Regions from separate parts of the Homo sapiens genome. Here all the other regions are linked to region 3. Evidence: chromatin contacts called from ENCODE Hi-C or POLR2A ChIA-PET data. All regions are on one chromosome and are shown on one strand. The core of a region is the stretch at or near the end of the contact, and the rest is flanking DNA. Distances in the headings are between cores, read along the strand shown.

Region 1 (4,805 bases), core at 1,956-4,455, 340 kb before region 3:
CTGTGAGTAGCTAAAGTATATGAATATGACCTCAAAGAACTTACACTTTTCTTGGAAAGAAGTTTTGTGAAACAACTGTAGTTACTAGGAAGAATTCCCCCAATAGCCACGCCATCAGCTGCATGATCATATCATTCACAGTAGTATAGAAGACACTTAAGGAAGTTTAGTCCTATTGCAAGGATGGGGGCAAGGAGGGAGCTTGTCAGTTGGCCCAAGTTAAGTAAACTCTTGGAAGAATTTTTAAATTATACATTACAGATGCTTACCAGGCACATTATGCCCATGTTATGTGTGCCTGTCAGTGAAAACATGCTGAGCTTTTTTCCTGAAGAAATAGGAGCTTCTTGTCTGTTACATCTGTTCAAGCAAATGCTCTAAGATCAAGCAGGCAACCCAAAGTGAAATATCTGAATAATTGGTGAAAGTAGCTCTAAGTAGGATCAGCTATGGAGGTCTGTATCTGTGCTGTAAGATGTCTGGTTTATGAAGTAACCAGAGGGAATGGATCAACTCCTTCACTCCATTCCACCAAGTGAATATTCTATGAACAATTGTTCTACCAGGTCCTCCATGAAATGGCATCTAAGGACATATTTTTTGCTAAGACATCAGTACATTGGATTTCATTCCTTAGGAATTTATGCCCCAAGATTTTTATTTTAAATGCCTCTGTTATTATTTAGACTTAGTTCTGGGGGAAAATAAAAAGAATACAGGAATAGATATTGGCAGACTAGCACTTACACTGTCTGGAACTTTTTGTGAAGTTTCCTCGGGCCTCTCCCAAGCATCTCTGTGCAAAAGTCACTTTTCTTTTCCTATTGTATCTCCCTCCCTCACTTCTTTAGGTGATAAATAAATGCAGTGAGTGGTTAATAAATATTACCTAAGATGAGTTGGGTCATGGTTCCCATAACCATCACCATAGCTTGCTGATTCCTGCCCCAGAGCTTGTTACTGCTCATTCTGACCCAAGCAGAATGCCAGTGTCCTCCTCTAGCTTACTCCAAATCCCACTCACTATAAGAGCCCAGTCCCAGGCTCATGTTCCAGAAGCATCATGAGACCTAGAGCTAGACAGAAGGGTCTAGACTGTAGAGGATCCCTGGTTCACTACATATGAAGTGGGGCCCTGGTATTTATTAAATATTTTCCAGGTGATTCTGATGACCAGCCAGAGTTGGTAATGACTAGTTTAGTTTTTCCTCAGTGGTTCTCAGTGTGTGATGAGCCATCACCTTCACTGGGAACTTGTTAGAGATGGAAAATTTCAGGTCTCCACCTTAGACCTACTGAATCAGAAACTCTAGGAATGGGGACCAGCAATCTGAGTATTCGCAAGTCCCAGGGGCTTCAAGTCTGTGAACTACTGGTTCGTTTCCGAGGTGCTGTCTCTCCAGCCCTAGGGGAGTCTATGTTTTAAATGTTCCACAGACATTTGTGATGCCAGCTCAGTCTGGGGAAGCACTTAGCAAAGAAAGCCAAGACCCAGGAAGTTACACGGCATGGCCAAGTTCATAGTCATGTAGTGACCTAACCAAGGACTAGACACCCTGACTCCTGATTCTCACTTAGAACTCAGGCCTACTCTGTGCTTTCAGCCTGTGAGGAGTCCAGCTTCTGAGAGCTTTTCCATCTCTAAACTCTCATTAATATTTACTATGCTCTTTATCATTCCTTTGAGCTCCAAACCAAGTTCTGCCTTGCCTTTCTCATTAACTTTTCTTGAGATTCAAGCTGGGGCAGGGTGTGGCCTCCTAGTACAAGGCATGCTGTCAATGTTTGTCTTCTATGAGCTCTTTGAGCAAAGCAGCTATCCCAACTCCCACTTTCCCACCCTGCTCCCGTCCTTATCACAGCAGTGAGCAGTTTGTTTGCCTATCTTTCCCCCTCTAGTTGAGAACAGAAGGCTTACTTAATATTAACAGAATGAATTGAATACACCTGTCTGTCAGTCTGCTTTAATTATAATTTTTCTTTAATATTTTGAGTATAATATTTATATTTAAAAAGTTTTTATGTGACATCATGACAACTGTGACTTGTAAATATTTTTTGGAGAGAGTTTTTTCTTAAAATTCTTTTTTTACTTTTAAATTTATTTACTTAAATTGACAAATAAAATCGTATATATTTATCATTTACAACACGTTGTTTTAAAATATGTATATATCATGGAATGGCTAAGTCGAGACAATTAATATTTATTACCTCACATTCTTATAATTTTTTTTTGTGGTGAAAACACTTAAATCTACTCTCTTAGCACTTTTCAAGAATATGGCAAGGCACAGTGGCTCATGCCTGTAATCCCAGCACTTCAGGAGGCCAAGGCAAGGAGGATCACTTGGACTCAGGAATTTGAGACCAGCCTGAGCAACACAGCAAGACCTTGTCTCTATCATAATATATAAAATTTTTAAAAGAAGAATATGGGAATTTCAAAAATTGAAGTAAAATTTACATAACACAAAATTAACCACTTTAAAGTATACAATTCAGTGACTTTCAGCATATTCTTTTAGCACTTTTGGCACATAATGAAAAGTTCCAGAACTTTTTCATTGCCCCAAAAGGAAGCACCATTTTCCTTAGTGGTCATTCCTCACTGCCCTCTACCTCCAGCCTCTGGCCATCAACAATCTGCTTTCTCTTTCCATGGATTTGCTTTTTCTGGACATTTCCTATAAATGGAATCGTACAATGTGTGGCCTTTTGTGTCTGGCTTCTTTCACTTAGCATAATTCTTTCAGGTTAATTTGTGCTACAGTGTTTATCAGTACTGCTTTACTTTTTATGGCTGAATAATTTTCCATTGTATGGATAGACCATATTTTGTTTATCCATTCATCCACTGATAAATATTTGGGTTGTTTCTACCTCTTGGCTATGGTGAATGGTGCTACTATGCACATGCATGTACAAGTATTTGTTTCTGTCCCTACTTTCAATTCTTTTGGTAGCCTACACAATTTTAAACATAGGGTGGATACATGTTTTGGTGGGTAATAAGGGACAGTAGGCACCTATTTCACCAGAGGGGTGGCCCCCAAATGGACAATACAGTGTCATGCTTACCTTCACAAGCATAGTCACAAGTTTTGTCCTCTTTTGGAGTCTCACATCATTATTCTTTTGTAAAAGCCCACATAGCTATAGTAGAGAAGTTGCGGGGACTCTAACTCAAAGGTGGGGACCCAGAGCAGCTTTCAATTTACGTGAGTGACTCATTCCTGATGAAGGACTTCCACATAACTAGTACAGTGTCAAGGGAAGGGTTTTTTGCTTCCTCTACTTAATTATAACTTTCAGTTTTTTAGGAAGGAGAAAAAGATTATTATTAGTGTGAAAAAGCACCAGATATTAGATAGCGGCTCAGAAAATATGTTCTGAGGATAGTTTTCCTGACTGAGAAAATGAATTTCCATTTAACATGACTGTTAACTGAAGAATTCCAGTCTTAGGCTCATATACCCAGCTGTGGTAAATAAAAATTTCCCTAGTTTTGGGGTGTGTAAAGAAAACACGGCTTGTCTCCAGTGGCTACCAAAAGGAAACAAACACAAAAAGAAATGGAAGCTGTGAAATGCTAACATCTCTTCAGAGACTTGGAGCCATTTCCAGAACCCTGGGCTTCTCTTTGTAGTCTGGTTGCTATGGCTCTGTCTTCGTTACTGCAAAATACTGTCTGATATACTCTGGTAAGTGGTTACATGAAAGAGTCGATAACCACAGAGGTGCTGGCAGATCCCTATCTTTCAAGCTCTCCTCTCAGCCTGAAGCTTTCTGACGAAGTCTTTCCTCCCAGCTTCTCATTGCTTCTGGAGCTGCCAGTAATTAAAGAGACACAGGAAGAAATAAAAGAAAATGCCACTCACAAGGAATCAAAGAAAACAACACTCAGAACACATCAGCCAGTTCTCTGCTGAAGCTCTCAGGGGCTCTGTGTGGCAGGAATACCAAGCTGAAGGTGGGCTGAATTTTGATTTAAAAGGAGAAGGGTAGACCTTGCAAATATTCTGCCTGGATAGTACACATTGTGGGTTAAGATGTGTCAGTGAGAGTCTCCAGTCTTCAGATGCAAGTTGAGCTCGTTATGATCGACGTGAATCTGCATGTTAAAAGGAGACTCGTTGCTGTGGGCAGTAATGCAGGGAGCTTCTTGAAATTGCCTTTGCGAGAAAAGTTGTAACGGTGAGCTGAGCTAACCCACCCCACAGTTTGCCTTTCCTTTAATTATTCCTGGGCTTTTGGGCCAAGCTGATTTTGAGAGACATTTAGGCTGCAGTTTAAATGATAAAAAGCCTCCCGTAAAACTCAATCGCTTTTGTAACGCTAATGGAAGGCCATCAGGCTGCGGGGAGGAGAGCAGCCTGGGTTCTGCTAAGATGCAAACATGAACAATTGCCAGCCATTATTCCAGAGGTTATAAGATATGCAATTTCCCCAATTACTCCTACAAATAACATCACTATTGTAGAACTTAAGATTGGCCTTTTGAGATATCTTTTCAGGCTTTTTGTATGTCTGACACCCATGGCTCCACCTGGACCCTCCAACTCTGCTCCTGTGGTCCCACCCAGAAGCAATTCAGCACACAGGAGAACAGGTGCAACTGGCTATGATTTCATCTCTGCACCAACCAACCAGCTGCAAGCCTAGCCACCCCCACCCCTTCCCCCAAAGATGCCTTTGAGAAACGCCTAACTTGTGAGCTTTGGAGAATGATTTGAGTACTAACTCCATCTCCCATGTGGTGTGGCCAGCCTGTCTATTAAACTCTTCCTTTGCTACAATACCAT
Region 2 (4,531 bases), core at 870-3,369, 280 kb before region 3:
GAACAATGAGAACACATGGACACAGGGAGGTGAACATCATACACCAGGGCCTGTTGGGGGGTGGTGGGCTGGGGGAGCGATAGCATTAGGAGAAATACCTAATGTAAATGAAGGGTTGATGGGTGCAGCAAACCAACATGGCACATGTATACCTACGTAACAAACCTGCACATTGTGCACATGTACCCTAGAACTTAAAGTATAATAAAAAAAATTTAAAACCCACTAGCAAAAAAAAAATGTTCTTTTTTTGGTTATCAACATAAAATAAACTTTCTAGAATTTCCAAAAATTTAATCAGATATCTCAAATTTCCTGAAGTCCTGTTTGTTGGTGAATTCTTGGTATTTCTTTGAATCGTTCACTTTCAGTAATCATCCCCTCAAGCTAATTTTATCATTCAGAGAAGAATCAAATCTAGTTTCCAAATATCCAGAGTTGTGAGTCTAATTTTATCCCCAAACTGAAATATTAGCTAGTTGTCCCATAGATTGCCCCTGGTCTCACCAACCTTGTTTTGGATCTGCTGAGGAAGTCTCACATCTAGTATCTTTAAAATGAAGTTTTGATCCTGATTCCTAGTTCCATATTCTGGTCTCTATATAAATTTCCCACCACATTAATTGATAGTTAATTACAGGACTCTCTTGGAACTGGCCAACTTCTTCCCACCAGTAATTGACTCAGGCCCAAATTGGATGTCGTGAACTGGCACTGGACTCAAGATGCCCCTTTGTGTCTACTCTCATTTGAACCCTAGAGCTGAAGCTTGAACATTCTGAATTGGTATGCAAGACTGGAGTCCACTGAAATAGGGCTGGGTGAGAGCACCTGGATTAAATTCCCCCCACATTTTTCCTGGCAGTTGTGTTACCATTTAGGTTGAAGGAGGCCATCTTTGTGAGTGGAAATCCTCCAATACACTCATGACTTCACCAAAGACAAGTGTGACATATTCTTCCATTCACTTGAACATTCAAATGGATTTTCTAGAAATTTCTAAATACTACCAGAATTAAACACTTCATGTCCTAGGAGAATAAATACAAAATAATCTGGGGTTTCACTTTCCATGATTTCAGTTACCCATGTTCAACCAACGTTGGAAAATAAGTATGAGTATAGTATAATAAGATATTTTGAGGCTGGGCACAGTGGCTCACGCCTGTAACCCCAGAACTTTGGGAGGCCAAGGCGGGCTGATCGTTTGACATCAGGAGTTGGAGACCAGCCTGGCCAACATAGTGAAACCCCATCTCTACTAAAAATACATAAACTAGCCAGGAGTGGTGGCACACACCTGTAGTCCCAGCTACTTGGGAGACTGAAGCAGGAGAATTGTTTGAACCCAGGAGGCAGAGGTTGCACTGTGCCAAGGTCACTCGACTGCACTCCAGTCTGGGTGACAGAGTGAGACTCGGTCTCAAAAAAAAAAAGAAAAAAAAAGATATTTTGAAAGAGAGAAGGAGACACCACATTTATTTAACTTTATTGCAGTATATTATAATGGTTCTATTTTACTTTTAGTTATTGTTCATCTCTTACCATGCTTAATTTATAAATTACACTTTATCATAGGTATGTATGCATAGGAAAAAACAGTTCATATAGGGTTCAGTGTTATCCAGGGTTTCAGGCATCCACTGGGGATCTTGGAATGTATCCCCCATGGATAAAGGGAGACTATATCTACAGACACACACTCACACAAATAGGTCACAGAAGAGTTTCACTGCATGGGAAAGGGATTATCCTGGTGAAATACTAAGCCAAGTATCGGTGTCCATTTGCTCATTCTCATTAGGATTAAACTGAAAGCTGTTTATCTGCTGCTAGTTGCACAGGGATATATCTTGGCTTTACTTTCCAAATGGATTCTTGGCACAGTTGCATTGTTAGGGATATGGGATCCAAGACAAAAAGAAAAAAAAAACCAACATTGTGCTTAAGGAGTATACAAGAATTATGATTCCTAGATCTTTATCTACCTTGATGTTTTGAAAACTTGCTTTAAGAGAAATACCATGGGCCTGGAGTAGAAGGACAGGAAGGAAGGGGAAGCTGAGAGAACAGCCAGGAAGCTGGGACTAACAGCTGTTCTATTTTTCTGAACAGGGGGAATAAAATTAGGCAAGAGTTACAAATGCATGAGTGTAAAATAACAGCATGTCCAAGCAGGGCAGGGGGGTGGTGAGTCCTTATTGCTTGTGGGTAAAGGACAATTAAAATTAGTTTATGAAAAGTTCATAAAGATGAATAAAGTGAAAGTACTCAGCAAGGTATTCATCTCTCTCTAACACAGGCTTTTCCTGCTGTAGATGCATGAAGGGCGTGCTGAGATTCAATTAGTTTACCACCTCAGTGGATTTCTGCTATACGTACAGATTAAATACCAATTTCTATTCATTTCTGCCTTTCAACATTAAACCAAGGTGTGCGTAATGACGACAACAGCTTTCAACCAAAGGCCACAAAGACAGCTTCACAGGACTGAGCGACGTATCCACCTGGATTTATCTTTATGCAAAAGTCTTCATTTATGGCTTCTTTCTTTGTTCTTTCTCCAAACCAACCACTGTAAACTACACAACATGGCTCTTTTGCTTATTCATTTTTAAAAAGTCTTGTTTATTTATTATATAGAGATGGGGGTCTCACTATGTTGCCCAGGCTGATCTCAAACTCCTGGCCTCAAGCAATCCTCCTGCCTCAGCCTCCCAAAGTGCTGGGATTACAGGCGTAAGCCACTATGCCCAGTCCATGGCTCTCTGTTTATACCTCAGTTTTAAAAATCAGAGTAAACAGTCATTTTGGGCATTTGTTTTTCTGATAAAAGCTTCATAAATGTGCACACTCTTTTGCGTCTGCCTGCTCTCCCCACAGGCCTGTTGCTGCCCAAATCAGTGTGAAGAGTATGCCTTAATGGAGAAAACTACTGCTAAAAAGAGTCCATTAGCCCAATGGATGAATTTCTTGGACTGCATTAAAATCAGTTCAATCATTTAACACAATTATTAAATGCATAATATATAGCGGACCATTTTAGGCATGGAACACAGCACAGCAAATAAAACAGACACAAATCCCTGCCTTTATGGAATTTAGACCCTAGTGGTGATATAGGAAAAAAAATGAATAAAGGGAAGAGGGTTGGGAATGCCCAGGGTGGCGGTGGTAGAGCAGCTTTATAGCAGTTGATCCAGGGACGTAATGTTTGTGGAGATGTTTGAGCAAAGAAGGAGAAGGGAGCCAAGCAGATGTTTGAGAGAGAACATTCCACAAAGGTGAAATAACAAATGTGAAGGCCATGGAGTGAGACTGCCCTGCTGATGGCAAGGCTACACTGATGCCAGGTTGGCTACAGGGAGCAAGGGAGGAAGTGAAGCATAGTTTGGAATTATAATTAAAATTTCAAAAAAAGCGTTCTTTCTCAGCCTGATTCCTACTAGGATAATATTTCTCATTTTCCTTCTCCTTTTAGACAAGATAAATGATTTGAGGTGGGTTATTACTAGAAATTATTAAAAATAATAATAAGGCCATGCTCTCTGATATAGTTTCAATTATTACATTATTATCATATATGAACATATTCAGACTAGAAAAAAGATTATCATAGTCATGATAGTCACCACTATGACCTCTAATGATACAGTTACATCACAGTTTACATCATCTCATTTGAGCTTGTGATAATGCCTGGGTAAGGGGTGCTCCCTTTCTGCAGATAAGGAAAATTTTCCAATGCATTATGTGACTTGTCCAAAATTGCTCAGCTAGTAAATGCTGGAGGAGGGGTATGGACTAGAATTCCAGTATTATTTTTGCTAAATTACACGACTTTCAGTGCCAACATCTGCTCAGAACATCTCTTCTGTCTATAATTTCCCCCTTTAAGAGAGAAAAGACCTGTAGCTAAGAAAGATTGGTTTACCTAATAAGGAAAAAGTAAAATGAACAATGACATTTATTATAATATTGTATATCATACTAAAAATAAGATACCTAAAACTCAGTAATAAGACAGCACAACCTAAAAGCTCAATAATAAGAGACACATAAGTGTGGAATACTTACAGATGTGTGGAACACTATTATTCTATAATAATAAAATAAGAGCCACCCAGAGATGTCTACAACCTAATTTCCAGATTCTGTGTATATGTTACTTGGCAGGGAAAAGGGGAAGTAAGGTTGCAGATGGAATTCGGTTGCTAATCAGGGAGATTATTGAGTGGGCCTATATTAGACCATTCTCACTTTGCTATAAAGAAACACCCGAGACAAAGTCATTTATTTATTTATTTTTATTTTTATTATTATTATTTTTTTTGAGATGGAGTCTCGCTTCGTCACCCAGGCTGGAGTGCAGTGATGCGATCTCAGCTCACGGCAACCTCCTCCTCCCAGGTTCAAGCGATTCTCCTGCCTCAGTCTCCTGAGTAGCTGGGACTACAGGAACATGCCACCACACCCAGCTAATTTTCGTATTTTTATTAGAGACGGGGTTTCACCATGTTGGCCAGGCTGG
Region 3 (4,723 bases), core at 552-3,051:
CAGGCGGAGAAAAAGAGGTGGTGCCCTGATCACTACTTTACACCACCAAGTGCTTGGTCCTTGGTAGCAAAGTTTAAACTATGGTTTTAAAAAGAGTTGAAGTCTGGGGCAAGCCTAGTGTGTGTGTGAATCCATTCAGAGCCCAGAATTCATCTTAGCTATGATTTTCAAAAACCACCCATACTATGGGCTTTTCCTTTATATAGCTCTTCAGTCCACACATATCTGATAAAGTCTACAACTACATGCATGCATCCTAGATAGATCGTCTGTGCTGCCCCATAATTCCTACCAATCCCCCATTCTATTGTCAACTGCCATCTAACATCTGAAGGGGTTTGGGGCAAGAGTTTTTAGGAAAACATTTTGAAGTAAGAGATTGAGTAGATGATTCTCACTTAGGACATCACCATCATCCTGGCACATTTGTCTTCTGTTAGCAGACAATGTCACTATAAGAAAGAGAATACCAGGCAGTCCAAGGAGAGAGAATGCTGACCACAAAGCATTTTTTTTTTTTTGAGACGGAGTCTCGTTCTGTCACCCAGGCTGGAGTGCAATGGTGCGATCTCGGCTCACTGTAAGCTCCGCCTCCTGGGTTCACGCCATTCTCCTGCCCCAGCCTCCTGAGTAGCTGGGACTGCAGGCACCTGCCACCACGCTCGGCTAATTTTTTGTATTTTTAGTAGAGACGGGGTTTCACCTTCAAAACATTTCTTACGTGGTGGCTCTCCAAATTAAAGAAAAGGTTTTAAATGAATGATGATGAATACATACCCTGCTCTGATTGGTAACTTTCACCATTAAACCTGCAAATTAAAAGGCATTTAAGCCAAAATTCATCCTCCCCACAACCTTGAGGGAATGAGTCACTGAAGCAATTCTCACGTTTCTCCAGGCAGAAAGACAGGAGACTTTCCAAAAAAGGTTGTAGTTTTCCTGTTTCCTTGGCTGCCTCCACACATAGCCCAGCCATGACCACATGTGGTGATGGGCAGGAACCTATTGCCTTATTTGGCAATCTTGAGCCCTCTTTGTAGGGCTATTGGGGGCAGGATGAAAAGTCCAGATCAAAACCACAATCGTGAAAAACAATGGAGAGTCAGATAAAGGAAGTAGGCATTTTATCTAGATTAAATATAAAATATTGACCCAAGAAGTAAATGTTTTCATATGCATTGCTTCTTAAAGGACTCGTAGGAAAATATTTAGAATCTGCCATTTTTCTGTAATAATTTCACTCATTTTCCTTCTAGCCATGATGCTGACTGCATTTCCCAGCTGCTGCTGAAACAGCTCTTCTGTTGGGGGAGATTATGTGGGCTAACATTCACCCACGATTCTCTAAACTGATGTTTCTCAAGTATCCTTCATTCTGACCCCAACATGTGCTGTGTGCATTCATTACTGCTGACAGCAGGAACAGTGTGGGTCCCAAACAAGGAGATTGCACAATGAGAAATGGAGGCTAAGGGCATGAATGTTCTGAATTTTATAGCTTCCTGTCTGCTTTCCCTTAGGGGAATATAATTGGGGGACTGGACCCAACACAAATCTCAACTACGCATTTAGGCCTCCACAAAGAAGCAAGACTTCTAGTCCTTTCTGGAGCATTGCAAGCTGTACAGAAAAAAATACATTCCTCAGGGATTCTGCCGGCAACCACTCCTTTTATTCTGTGGTTCCCCAAAGATAAGGTCAGTCAGCTCAGAGAGGAAAGGAAAATGGAATGGGGAGAGACAGGATCAACCAGTAACGGGTGTGTCATCTCAAACTGGAGTGTGTGTCCATTGTCAACCCCAAGAAACCCAGAAAAACAAAATCTTTTTCCCCAGGTGGTGAGAGTGTCAACTGCATATGAGAGGGAAGGGTGCCCTCTGCTGTCATCTGTGATTTTTGGTTTTTAATTTCAAAGGAAACGTTCCAGCTCCATGTAAATCAGACTTAAACATTTTTGCCAGGCACGGTGGCTCAGGCCTGTAATCCCAGCACTTAGGGAGGCTGAGGCGGGCAAATCACAAGGTCGGGAGTTCAAGACCAGCCTGGCCAATATGGTGAAACCCCATCTCTACTAAAAATACAAAAATTAGCTGGGCATGGTTGTGGGCACCTGTAATCCCAGCTACTTGGGAGGCTGAGGAAGGAGAATCGCTTGAACCCGGGAGGCAGAGGTTGCAGTTAGCCAAGATTGTGCCACTGTACTCCAGCCTGGGCGACAGAGCGAGACTCCATCTCCAAACAAACAAACAAAAAACAAAAAAGGAAACATTTTACACATTAAATAGGGAAGCCAAACTTGGGATTTTGACCGTCTTAACTAGGCTGGGTTCTGTGTCGGATGAGAGAGACTTGAGGGATAGCACAGGCAGCAATCACAATTCCATTTCAGATGTCCTGCTGAGAGAAAATTGTGGTTTGGAAGAGGGCCTGTGAGCTTTATATATTCAGGACAATTTGCTTAGAAATAAAACGACTTCTTGGGAGCAGGGTTCTCCTTGGGTGGCAGCATACTTGGACAGCATCTCCATTTGTTTCCCTGTCCTTTCCCAGTAAACCAATTTGGGTTCATTATTAGATTCCTGAGTTTGTTTCTTTGGGAAAGAAAAATAAAATACAGTTCTCACTTAGGGAGATGGAAGGCAATGGCTTTGCATGAAGATACGAATTTAAAACAAATAAATACAAGTGTTCAACTCTGATGAAAGATGAGTTGTATGATTTAATGTGCTTTCCTAGGGACATGTAAATTAACTGAGATATAAAATAATGAATCTGCACATCTGCCTTAGAGTTCATCCAAATGCAATCTACAAGGCAAACTTAATCACGGTTATAATTAATACTTTGCAAATGGAAATGACTGGAAATGAAAGGCCGCAAACAACATCGATATTAATGCTTCAGTATTTGTTCTCTCCCTAGTTTTTACTTTCAAAAGTGTTTTTATCATCTTCTACAAAAGTCATACCTTGTACTTTATAAGGCATTTTGTTATATAGCCTCTTTATAGCTGAATTCATCCCATTATCAAAGGGTCATAGTTGGATTACCTACCTACTTAGATGTTTCTAAACATTTCTGATTTCATTTTGCATTCTAGCAACCGGCTGACTCCACCCGAACTCGGGACTCATGACTCAACCAGTCCTTTGGCCCCCACCCAGAGGCAGGCTTAGCTCACAAGGACTATTTTCCACACCCCTATGATTTTATCATTAACTAATCAGCAGCACCCATTCCCCAGCCCTCTGCCCACCAAATTATTCATAAAAACGCTACCATCTGAATTCTTGGGGAGGCTGATTTAAATAATAACTCCAATCCTTCTGCTTCGCTAGCTCTGCATTAATTAAACACTTTGCTGAAAAAAAAAATCTGGTTTCAAACATCTATCACTTGAACCCTTTTGGATTTAAGTAACGGAACCCAACTTGACCAAGGGAGGATTTATCTGCCTATGTTAATCAACATTAAGGTCAGAAGTGCAGCTAGATCTCAGAGAGGACAGGAATCAAGAGGCTAAATTGCATCAAAGTTTTCTCCATCTTTCATCAGTGCTAATTTCATTCTCTTTTCTCTTGAGATTGGCTTTTCCTATGAGAAAGAAACCATGGCTGCTGGCCACTTTTGGGTTCATATTTCCCCACCTCCATCTTCCAAAAGAAAAAAGGATGCCTTCTCTTAAATCCTATGTTTTAAATCCCAAGGAAAGTTTCCGATTGCCTTTGCCTAGGTTATGAGTTCATATATGTGGCCAGGGTGGATGGGGTACTAAGATGGACAATTAGAAGAAAGTAGACCTGTATAGACAAAATAATAGAACTTTCTTTCATGGGGCTTTTCTTGTGTGTCAGGCACTGTGGTAAGCATTTTTTCATTTTTTGTACATAATTTCCTTTAATTCCCCAAACAATCCTACAAGAAAAGTGTTATTATTAGATTCTGGAATTGAGATTCAGAGTTTAGCAACTTGTCCAAATTTGCACAGCTGGCAAATTGCAGAACTAAACCCATCCCATTTGTCTGATGATGTATGTTGGTTTCTGCTATAGAAAAAATGATTTCTGGAGTTCTGGTCAAGATTACATGCAACCTATTTGTACGCAAATCCTGAATATAAAAATTCTGTTTTTGAATTGAGGACAAATAAGCTATGATCCATACTTTCTTCAGCATAAGGGCTGAGTTTTGTTCAGTTTTGTTTTCCTTTTAACATCTCATCTAATGCCTTGGACATAGTAGTTGCCAAGTAAAAATGATTTTTAGGGTACAGTGAAAGGCCTTCTAACTACAACTAAAAATGCGGATGTAAGAAAAGATTAATAAATTTGACAACATAAAAATTAAAATATTTTTTGCACAGCAAAAAATGATGTAAAGAAAATCAAAAGACAAAGCGCAAGAAGAAGCTCTTCTTGCCCTATGAGGAGAAGCTTGCCCTGGGAGAAGCAATTTACAACAAATCTTACAGCTAAGGAGCTAAAATTCCTACCATGCAAAGGACTTTTTTAGTTGACTTTTAAAAGGCCAAAAATGCTACAGAAAAATGTGCAAAAGTCCTGAGCAGACAATTCGCAAAAAGAGATGTAAAAATGACTCTTAAACTTACAAAAAGATGCTCAGCTTCATTCATAACAAAAGAAATGCAAACTAAAACTACACTGCGACACCATTCTCAGCTATCAGAGTGGCAACAACTCAAACCTGACAACATGTTCTGTTG

The links. A loop is a pair of places that touch in the nucleus more often than their neighbours do. ChIA-PET counts read pairs that join two places held with the same protein, here RNA polymerase II (POLR2A). Pooled maps may share reads with other maps.
Region 1: a pooled map shows a loop between it and region 3 (2.7-fold over the local background). The contact joins two enhancer-like sites. A Hi-C loop is called at or near these places in 2 of 168 maps with a recorded cell type or tissue (cardiac septum and endothelial cell of umbilical vein), 1 of 37 single-sample maps with no recorded cell type and 12 of 50 pooled maps.
Region 2: a loop to region 3 is called in a map of endothelial cell of umbilical vein, with 10 times the contacts of the local background. The contact joins two enhancer-like sites. A Hi-C loop is called at or near these places in 11 of 168 maps with a recorded cell type or tissue (A673, Calu3, IMR-90 and 7 more) and 10 of 50 pooled maps. POLR2A ChIA-PET finds 5 or more read pairs at or near these places in 2 of 52 experiments (AG04450 and PC-9).

What each region holds. Positions count from the first base shown.
Region 1 is chrX:13,148,371-13,153,175 of GRCh38, forward strand. No RefSeq gene overlaps it. Among named protein-coding and RNA genes, the nearest start is that of FAM9C, 110 kb to the left of the region's middle. RefSeq lists an enhancer at 4,016-4,615. Within about 2 kb of position 3,206, at least 3 of the 41 ENCODE cell types and tissues checked have a DNase peak (open chromatin) inside an H3K27ac peak, as active enhancers do.
Region 2 is chrX:13,210,457-13,214,987 of GRCh38, forward strand. No RefSeq gene overlaps it. Among named protein-coding and RNA genes, the nearest start is that of LINC02154, 91 kb to the right of the region's middle. Within about 2 kb of position 2,120, at least 3 of the 41 ENCODE cell types and tissues checked have a DNase peak (open chromatin) inside an H3K27ac peak, as active enhancers do; they include endothelial cell of umbilical vein, where a contact is called at or near this core.
Region 3 is chrX:13,486,495-13,491,217 of GRCh38, forward strand. No RefSeq gene overlaps it. Among named protein-coding and RNA genes, the nearest start is that of EGFL6, 81 kb to the right of the region's middle. RefSeq lists an enhancer at 362-461. Within about 2 kb of position 1,802, at least 25 of the 41 ENCODE cell types and tissues checked have a DNase peak (open chromatin) inside an H3K27ac peak, as active enhancers do; they include endothelial cell of umbilical vein, where a contact is called at or near this core.